2 separate regions of the Homo sapiens genome follow, and region 1 is linked to region 2. Evidence: chromatin contacts called from ENCODE Hi-C or POLR2A ChIA-PET data. All regions are on one chromosome and are shown on one strand. Each heading gives the region's core, a stretch centred on a gene start or an enhancer-like site at or near the end of the contact. The rest is flanking DNA. Distances are from core to core; before and after follow the strand shown.

The links. Hi-C counts contacts between places; a loop is a spot of excess contacts on that map. ChIA-PET counts read pairs that join two places held with the same protein, here RNA polymerase II (POLR2A). Pooled maps may share reads with other maps.
Region 1: a loop to region 2 is called in a pooled map, with 6 times the contacts of the local background. The contact joins the promoter of GP6-AS1 here to the promoter of PPP6R1 in region 2. A Hi-C loop is called at or near these places in 5 of 50 pooled maps. POLR2A ChIA-PET finds 5 or more read pairs at or near these places in 3 of 52 experiments (WTC11, activated CD8-positive, alpha-beta memory T cell and common myeloid progenitor, CD34-positive).

The regions. Positions count from the first base shown.
Region 1 is chr19:55,004,680-55,010,149 of GRCh38, reverse strand. GP6-AS1 (GP6 antisense RNA 1) reads right to left here and starts at 3,923. Exons shown (of 3, transcript XR_001754013.3): 1 at 3,861-3,923; 2 at 3,686-3,733.
Region 2 is chr19:55,255,716-55,260,660 of GRCh38, reverse strand. It overlaps PPP6R1 (protein phosphatase 6 regulatory subunit 1), which reads left to right and starts at 1,644. Exons shown (of 24, transcript NM_014931.4): 1 at 1,644-2,226. RefSeq lists enhancers at 1,007-1,056, 1,137-1,186, 1,217-1,416, 1,422-2,396 and silencers at 1,246-1,540, 1,447-1,726, 1,857-1,956, 2,127-2,186, 3,371-3,564.

The DNA of each region.
Region 1 (5,470 bases), core at 2,674-5,173, 250 kb after region 2:
AAATCGGACTGTTCAACTCACCTGGCAGCCACTCCCAGAGCCCCTGGAACTCTGGCCCAAGGCTCTCTGACTCCTTCTCGGCTTAGCGGCTGAAGACTGATGCTGCCCAATCGCCTCGGAAGCTCTGTAGACCATCACGGATGCCGAGCTTCGGGTAACACTCACGGTGGAAGGTAAGTCCGTCGCCTTAGTCAATACGGAGGCTACCCACTCCACATTACCTTCTTTTCAAGGGCCTGTTTCTCTTGCCTCCATAACTGTTGTGGGTATTGACGGCCAGGCTTCTAAACCCCTGAAAACTCCCCCACTCTGGTGCCAACTTGGACAACACTCTTTTATGCACTCTTTTTTAGTTATCCCCACCTGCCCAGTTCCCTTATTAGGCCGAGATATTTTAACCAAATTATCTGCTTCCCTGACTATTCCTGGACTACAGCCGCATCTCATTGCCACCCTTCTCCTCAACCCAAAGCCTCCTTCGCGTCTTCCTCTCCTATTCCCCCACCTTAACCCACAAGTATGGGACATCTCTACTCCTTCCCTGGCAACTGATCACATACCCGTTACCATCCCATTAAAACCTAATCACCCTTACCCTGCTCAATGCCAATATCCCATCCCACAGCACACTTTAAAAGGATTAAAGCCTGTTATCACTCGCCTGCTATAGCATGGGCTTCTAAAACCTATAAACTCTCCTTACAATTCCCCCATTTTACCTGTCCAAAAACCGGAAAAGTCTTACAGATTAGTTCAGGATCTGCGCCTTATCAAATTGTTTTGCCTATGCACCCTGTGGTGCCCAACCCCTACACTCTTTTGTCCTCAATACCTTCCTCCACAACTCACTATTCCATGCTTGATCTTAAAGATGCTTTTTTCACTATTCCCCTGCACCCCTCGTCCCAGCCTCTCTTCGCTTTCACTTGGACTGACCCTGACACCCATTAGGCTCAGCAAATTACCTGGGCTGTACTGCTGCAAGGTTTCACAGACAGCCCCCATTACTTCAGTCAAGCCCAAAGTTCATCCTCATCTGTTACCTATCTCGGCATAATTCTCATAAAAACACACGTGCTCTCCCTGCTGATCGTGTCTGACTGATCTCTCAAGCCCCAGCACCTTCTACAAAACAACAACTCCTTTCCTTCCTAGGCATGGTTAGCGCGGTCAGAACTCTTACACAAGAGCCAGGACCACACCCTGTAGCCTTTCTGTCCAAACAACTTGACCTTACTGTTTTAGCCTAGCCCTCATATCTGCGTGCTGTGGCTGCCGCTGCTTTAATACTTTTAGAGGCCCTCAAAATCACAAACTATGCTCAACTCACTCTCTACAGCTCTCATAATTTCCAAAATCTATTTTCTTACTCACACCTGATGCATATACTTTCTGCTCCCTGGCTCCTTCAGCTGTACTCACTCTTTGTTAAGTCCCACAATTACCATTGTTCCTGGCCCGGACTTCAATCTGGCCTCCCACATTATTCCAGATACCACACCTGACCCCCATGACTGCATCTCTCTGATCCACCTGACGTTCACCCCATTTCCCCACATTTCCTTCTTCCCTGTTTCTCACCCTGATCACACTTAGTTTATTGATGGCGGTTCCACCAGGCCTAATCGCCACACACCAGCAAAGGCAGGCTATGCTATGGTACAAGCCACTAGCCAGCCTCTTAGAACCTCTCATTTCCTTTCCATTGTGGAAATCTATCCTCAAAGAAATCACTTCTCAGTGTTGCATCAGCTATTCTACTACTCCTCATGGATTATTCAGGCCCCCTCCCTTCCCTACACATCAAGCTCAAGGATTTGCCCCCGCCCAGGACTGGCAAATTAGCTTTACTCAACATGCCCCGAGTAAGATAACTAAAATACCTCTTAGTCTAGGTAGACACTTTCACTGGGTAAGTACAGTCCTTTCCTACAGGGTCTGAGAAGGCCACCGCAGTCATTTCTTCCCTTCTGTCAGACATAATTCTTCAGTTTAGCCTTGTCATTCCCTTCTGTCAGACAAAATTCCTCAGTTCAGCCTTCCCACCTCTATACAGTCTGCTAACAGACCAGCCTTTATTAGTCAAATCAGCCAAGCATTTTTTCAGGCTCTTAGTATTCAGTGACAGACTAATGGTCTATTAAAAACACACCTCACCAAGCTCAGCCACCAACTTAAAAAGGACTGGACAATACTTTTACCATTTTCGCTTCCAGAATTCAGGCCTGTCCTTGGAATGCTACAAGATACAGCCCATTTAAGCTCCTGTGTAGACACTCCTTTTTATTAGGCCCCAGTCTCATTCCAGACACCAGACCAACTTAGATTGTGCCCCAAAAAACTTGTCATCCCTACTATCTTCTGTCTAGTCATACTCCTATTCACCGTTCTCAACTACTCACACATGCCCTGCTCTTGTTTACACTGCCAGTTTACACTGTTTCTCCAAGCCAGCACAGCTGGTATCTCCTGGTACTATCCCCATACCGCCACTGTTAACTCTTAAAATAAATAAATAATCTTTGCTGGCAAGGCTATGCTGAACCTCCTTAGGCACTTTCTAATTAGATGTCCTGAGTCGTCCCAATTCTTAGACCTTTAATACCTGTTTTTCTCCTTTCCTTATTCCCTTTAGTTTTTCAATTCATACAAAACTGTATCCAGGCCATCACCAATAATTCTAAATGACAAATGTTTCTTTTAACAATCCCACAATGTCACCCCTTACCACAAAATCTTCCTTCAGCTTAATCGCTCCCACTTTAGGTTCCCACGCCGCCCCTAATCCTGCTCAAAGCAGCCTTGAGAAACATCACCCATTATCTCTCCATACCACCCCCAAAAATTTTTGCTGTCCCAACACTTTACCCCTATTTCATTTTATTTTTCTTATTAATATAAGAAGACAGGAATGTCAGGCCTCTGAGCCCAAGCTAAGCCATCATATCCCCTGTGACCTGCACGTACACATCCAGATGGCCGGTTCGTGCCTTAACTGATGACATTCCACCACAAAAGAAGCGAAAATGGCCTGTTCCTGCCTTAACTGATGACATTGTCTTGTGAAATTCCTTCTCCTGGCTCATCCTGGCTCAAAAGCTCCCCTACTGAGCACCTTATGACCCCGACTCTGCCCGCCAGAGAACAACCCCCCTTTGACTGTAATTTTCCTTTACCTACCCACATCCTATAAAACGGCCCCACCCCTATCCCCCTTCGCTGACTCTCTTGTCAGACTCAGCCCACCTGCACCCAGGTGATTAAAAGCTTTATTGCTCACACAAAGCCTGTTTGGTGGTCTCTTCACACGGACGTGCATGAAAGGTGCGTGTATATTTTTGTAACACAATAAATAATAACAGTATACACTTTTTCTTTTAGAAGTATGCTGTTAAACAGAATTAAGAACAGGAAGTCTCAAAATTGTTTCTTTCAGGAGAGAAGACTTATTAATGGGGGAGAGTTCTGAACCACTTGCTTTGCATACTGCCACTTAGTTAAAAAATCGCATTTTAACTTAAAAATATCCAAAAATAACACAGTTTTATAATAAATTATTACGAATATCACAAAATAATAAAAATACAAGTAATGCAGAGTGGAAATGCAAAGCTATGAGTGCTAGACGGCTAACAAGTCATAACAAACAACACCAAAATTAAAGAACAAGATAGTTGTGACTTACCTTGGTCAATCACTTTCCATAGTAGTCATTCAATCCAGGATCTCATCTCTGAAAATGAAGGAAAAAAGCAACAGAAAATAGTGTAGAGGTCTCTGGTGTTCCAAGAATAGGCGCTGCAGAGAGATGTGGGTGCCTGGGCTGTGCCCAGTCACTGAAATGGCACACCTGATGCTACCTGTTCACTTCGGGCTGAGCAGGAGAGAGAAAAGACGTTCCCCTCAGCCACTTCCCGTCTTCTGATTTCACTTCTTGCCTGCCTCCGACTGCAAATCCTGGTTTGACGTCACTTCCTGTCTTCTGATTTTACTTCCTGTATGACCTCACTTCCTGTCTTCTACAACCACTTCCTGTCTTCTTACTTCACTTCCTGTCTTCTGACTTTACTTCCTGTATGACTTCACTTCTTGTCTTCTACCACCACTTCCTGTCTTCCGAATTTACCTCCTATCTTGACTTCACTTCTTGTTTTTTTTTTTTTTTTTTGACAGGGTCTCGCTCTGTCTCCTAGGGTGGAGTGCAGTTGTGCCAGCTTGAAACCACCTTTCCAAAATTATGACTGAGACAGTGAAAGAGATTTAACTGACTCCATTTTGCTTCTAACCTCCAAGCTGTCCTTTTTCATTCCTGGGCATAGGCTGAACTTTGGGAGAAACTTATAGTTTAAACAAAGATGATAGCCCTTTTCCAAAGCACACCTCTTTGTTGCCTGGGGACTAGATTGGCCCTGTAGGACGAACATTAGCCACGAGATTAGAAATTATGACTTAGGAGTCATGCAGCTGGAGGCTACAAGATTGTGACCCTCCCTAAACTGCTTCTAAGATCAGCGTTTAACTTGCAGACCCTGTACTTGATGGATCAGCTGGCACCACCCATATCAATAAACTGGCCCATCTTATCTTTTGGCCTCCACTCAGGAACTGAGTGCAAGAAGATAGCTTTGGCTCCCACGATTTCATCCCTGACCAAACAGCACTCCTGGCTCACTGGCTTCCCACCCACCCACCAAGTTATCCTTAAAAACGCTTCCTGAATGCTGGGAGACACTGATTTGAATAATAATAAAACTCTGGTCTCTCGTAGAGCCAGCTCTGCATGAATTATTCTCTATTGCGATTCCCTGTCTTGACGAATCAGCTCTGTCTAGGCAGTGGGCAAGGTGAACACATTGGACTATTACAATCTTGGCTCACTGCAACCTCCACCGCCTGGGTTCAAGTGATTCTCCTGCCTCAGACTCCCAAGTAGCTGAGATCACAGACGTGCACTACCATGCTCAGCTACATTTTTTTTTCTGTCCCCCGGGCTGGAGTGCAATGGTGCGATCTCGGCTCATTGCAACCTCCGCCTTCCGGGTTTAAGCGATTCTCCTGCCTCAGCCTCCAGAGTAGCTGGGATTACAGGCATGCACCACCAAGCCTGGCTACTTTTGGTATTTTTAGTAGAGACAGGGTTTCACCATGTTGGCCAGGCTGGTCTCAAACTCCTGACCTCATGTGATCCACCTGCCTCTGCCTCCCAAAGTGCTGGGATTACAGGTGCGATCCACCATGCCCAGCCCATTCCGTCTTCTGACTTGACTTCCTGCCTGACTTCACTTCCTGAAGGATGTGGTTACCATGGAAGTTGTTTTGGGGCACAGGATGTGGTCTGGGATTGGGGATTGTGAAAAGCAAGACCCTCACCGGGGTCTTTCTTCCAGAGCTGCAGCTGAGCCACAGGATCTTGAACAGGAGAGAGTTCTTCCTATTCTTGTGGAAGAGCTGAGGATTGAGAAAAGCGCGG
Region 2 (4,945 bases), core at 395-2,894:
CCATCATATTGTGGAGAAAACAAGGAAGCCAAATGCTGGGTAAAAGACAAAACATCTCTATAGAAAAAAGAGAAAAGGAAATGCCTCTCTGTGATGGTTCATTTCAGGTGTTGACTGGGCTAAGGGATGTCCAGATAGCTGGTAAAACATTATGGGTGTGTCTATGAGGGTATTTCTGGAAGAGACTAGCATTTGAATCGGTAGACTGAATAAAGATCTTCCCTCCCCAGTGTGAGCTGGCATTATCCAATCCATTGAGGGTCTCAATAGAACAAAGAGGGCAAAGGAGGGGTGAATTTGCTCTTTTTTTTTTTTTTTTTTTTTCTCGAGACGGAGTCTCGCTCTGTCACCCAGGCTGGAGTGCAGTGGCCTGATCTGGGCTCACTGCAACATCCACCTCCCGGGTTCAAGTAATTCTCCTGCCTCAGCCTCCTGAGTAGCTGGGATTACAGGCGCACACCGCCACGTCCGGCTATTTTTTGTATTTTAGTAGACACGTGGTTTCACTGTGTTGCCCAGGCTGGTCTCAAACTCCTGAGCTCAGGCAATCCGCCCACCTCGGCCTCCCAAAGTGCTGGGATTATAGGCGTGGGGTCTTGAACTCCTGAGCTCAAGTACAGGCAGGCGTGAGCCACCACGCTGGGCCCTTTGTTTTTGAGACAGGTTCTCGCTCTGTCTCCTAGGATGGAGTGCAGTGGTGCAATCCGGCTCACTGCAGCCTCGGCTCAAGCGATTCTCCTGCCTTAGCCTCCCGAATAGCTGAGACCACAGGCGCGGGCCACCAGGCCCAACTAATTTTTTAAATTTTCTTTTGTAGAGACGGGGGTCTCCCTAGGTTGCCCAGGCTGGTCTCCAACTCCTGGTCTCATGCCATCCTCCGGCCTCGGGCCTCCTAAAGTGTTGTGATTACAAGCGTAAGCCACCGCGCCCGGCCAATTCGGAGTCTTAAAACAAAAACAAAAACAAAAAAGTTCCTCGCGCCCACACGATTTTTACAGTAGGCCTCTAACATGGGTAGAGAGGGGAGCTATTAAAGTTGGGGAAACCGAGGCTCAAAGCCAGAGGGACCTTCATCAATCTAGACACAAGGTCTAGGAGGTCTCTTTCAGTTGATGCTATTAGAAGCTGCTTTGGGCGGAACTGGCAACACCAGCGACCCGGCCGGGACTATCGCCAGCAGACGGAAACGACTGAGGGCCTCTGAGGCTCGGAGGCGGCTAAGCGCGAGAGCCGGACGGAACGAAGGCGCCTGGCTTTGGCTGGAGCGAAAACCAGGTCTGGATTTCGCAAGAGCCCGACCCTGGAGCCAAAGCTCCACTATGATTAGAGGAGACAGAACAGCGAACGGATTTCCAAACGGAGCGAGTGGGAAGGGAAATCCTGGAGCGGAATATTCACGGGGCCTTGGAACGGAGCCGGTGCGCAGCTGCGGCTCACTGAGCTGTCTGGGTTTATTCCGGGGCAGACCGTTGGCACCAACGGGCGCAAGCGCGTCTGCGGCGGCGGGGTTCAAGAGTGGGCGGTGTCGGGAGCGCCCGGGCGCACGCGCACTGCACCGCCCAGGCGTGCACCCCGCCCCCCGCACCTGCGCACCAACACAGCCGCGGGAGGGCGGGGCCTCCTGCGTCGTCCTGCGCTAGGGGGATTGTGGGATAGTGGCGGAGGGAGCCGGGCGTCGGAGGCCCTGAGGCCGGCCGCAGAGCCCGGAGATTGAGCGGCTTTGGGGAAGGGGTGGTTAAGGAAGTAGGCCTCGGCTTCCGTCGGTCGCTGCTCGGCTCTGCGGCCCGTTTGGACCGCGGAGGAGGTCGCCTTCCCCTCCCGTGGGGCGCTCGGTTGGACTGTGGAAACCGGGGCAACTTCCCCCGTCTTCCCGGCTGAGGCGCCTGCGTGGGCCTCGCGACCCGGCTCGCCAACCCGCCTCGGCCCGCACGCCCACCTCGCCTGCGGACCCCGGAGGTGCCTACGCGGACTAGTGACGCCCCCCGCCCGTCGGCAACTCCACCCGGCGCTGACCCCCTCAACTCTGCAGGACCCGGCGCGCGAGGACCCCACGACCCGCGGGCGCCTGCGCGGACCCCGCGAGCCCCGGCGCCTGCGCGAGTCCCCGACGCCGCCCCCGCCCCCACTCACCGGGCCCCGCAGCAGGGGCCGGAGCCGCCGGCGGCGGGGCGGGGGGGGGCGCCCCGATGAGCCCCGAGTGCGAGGAGCCGCCGCCCCCCCTCGCAGGTGAGCGGCCCGCGTCGCCCGACCCTCTCTCTCCAGGGCCAGGCGCCCACGTCTTCCCCTCTCCGCGTCCCCTCAGGCTTTTCCCTCTCGGGACCCCCGCGGGTCTTTTCTGCTTCGGATCCTTTCCCTCCTTCCTTCGGGTTTCCTCTCCACGGCACCCCGTTTCTTCCCCCTCGACCCTCCCCAGTCTCTTAATCTCTTCACCTCAGCTCCGCCGCCACCCTAGTCTCAGTCTCTTGCTCTCGGCCTTTTCCCACTCGCTCTCTGCAGCTGCGCTCCCCAGTCCCTGAGCCTCAGCTCCGCTCTCTTGCCTCTCTGGCCGGTTCCCCGGCCCCCCAGGAGTCTTTCTCCCTGGTTACCCTGGACTTTGCCTGCTTACACCCTTCCCTCTCGCCCCGATCTCTGCCCCGCCACCTCTTCCGTGGCGCAGCCTCCTTAGATCCCCGGAGCTCAGGACTGGAGGAGCGGGGCTTGTTTTCACCTTGACCGACCCTCTCCCGCCTCCGGCTTCTTGTGCGAGGGACCTGGGAGCGGGGCTTCTCTGGAGCAGCCACCACTCGGGCCTGCTTCAGTGAGATGAAGCCTGCTGAGGGCAGGCAGGGAGCCTGGCGCTGGGCACCGAGGAGGGGGCATCAGCCCTAGGCCCTGCCCTGGAGGTGGGGCCGGTCCCTGGAGGGGGTACAAAGGCAGAGCCGGACAGTCACAATTCCTGCGTGTCGTGATCGAGGTGACTTAGGGAGCTGCAGGGGGCCACAGAGCGGGAGGCACTGGTGAGACTGACTGGACGGACGGCTTTTTCTGTCTAGGAAGGATGAGTAGGAGGTGACAGATGGAGAGTGGGAAGAAGGGCCTTCCGGGGGGGGAAGGAGCAGCACGTGCAGATATGTCAAGGAAGGAAGGTCGGAGTCCTGAGTGCAGATGTATTGGGAGGGTGAGGGGCAGAGTAGTTCCGCCCGGCGTGCTTATCCAGGCCTCGAATGGGACCTCTGGTTGGGGTCTTTCTTGCTCGCTCGTAGTACACACAGACATGACCATAGACACCCGCCTGAAAGGCAAGATGTTTCAGGAAAGGAAGCTGCGTAGACTGTCAGGTGCGGTACTGGGTTCACAGTTGTAGAGAAACTGCAGTGGGATTTCATCCAGCCCAAGGGCGAGGGTCTAACTGTTAGCGTGCGCTGCAAATGCAGCAAGGACTCGAGATTGCCTGGATAACACAGGATGAGGACTTGGTTTACATACATGCACAACACACATGGAGACACGGCGCCCGGCCACGTGTGCTTACTAGTGGTGGGATGGCTGTTGGAGCTGCTTGTGCTGTTGAAAATGTTATGCTTTTTTTTTTTTTTTTTTTTTAACTCTAGTTCTGGGATTGGGATCATGAGAAGGCAGTCCAGCTAATTGTTAGAGGATCTTTTGCCAGACAGACCTAGGCCGAGTCCGGCTTCTGCCAAGCGAGACCTTGGACAAGTTGTTCCTCGTCTGTAAGTGGGGATAGCAGACTGCTCTCCTCAGAGGGTGGATCTAGGGATTAAGTGCAGGGTTTGTAGAAGCCTGTGGCAGAATGCAAGGCACATGACACTCTGCAATCAGTAGCTGTTTTGATGTTGATGATTTTGAGACTGGGTTTTGCTCGTTTGCCCAGCCTTGAACTCCTGGACTCAAGTGATTTTCCCACCTTAGCCTCCTAAGTAGCTAGGACTACAGGCACGTCCTGCAATGCTTGCTCAATTTTTGTGTTTTTGTACCACGCTTGGCTAATGTTTGTATTTTTTGTAAAGACTGGGTCTTGCTCTGGTGCCCTGCTGTGGTGCCCAGGCTGATTTCAAACTCGTGGGTTCAAGCAGTCCTCCTACCTAGCCTCCCAGAGAGCTGGGATTATAGGCATGGACCACCACACCTGGCCGTTCTTTCGATTATTATTTGATTTGGGAATGTCCATTGCAGTGGCTCTCAACTGGGGGCGATTGTGTCCCCTGGGGGACGATTGGCGATATCTGGAGATGTTTTTGGTTGTTACAACTGGGGGGAATGCTGCCAGTATCTGGTGAGTGGAGGTGGAGGCTAGGGATGTTGCTAAGTGTCCTCCAGTGCATGGGCAGCCCCAACACCGAAAAGAACCGTCCAGCCCAAATGTTAGCAGCGCAGAGGAGGAGAACTTTGCTCCACTGCTGGGGTATGGTGTGTCGTTGTGGCTTATTTGCTCTGTTGTGACTCATGAGCTGTGAGTTGGTGAGTTGTGTATTGCGAGTCACCACCATCTTTGTGGCCATTAGCTTTTGTTGGTTCATCTACTGTTTCTTTCCATTAGAGGAGAACCTGCTTGTCTGGTCCCCCTGCCCATTTTTTTTCTTTTGTGGGATGTGTGGCCCAGTGCTCTTAACAGAACACCTTTCTCTGGCTTCAGTTTTCATTAATTCAACAAGTAGCTTTAGTTGGGCCTGGCCTTATGCTAGATCCTGGGAAGTCGGCATGTTTCAGGGGGAGGCAGATGACTGAACAGGTACATCCTGTCACAGAGCCGAGGCTCACATGCTGTTCCAGGGTGACTGCGGGATGCTGTGGAAGCGGCGTGGAGCAGGCCTCTAACACAGATGCGGGGGGGAGGCTCCCTGGAGGAAGTGGTGTCTGTGTGGGGGCCTGAAGGACCCAGGAGGAGCTAGTCAGACTCGAAGAGCTCCGGGAAGGAGGAGGGAGCAGCCCAGCCCCGGCTGAGGGC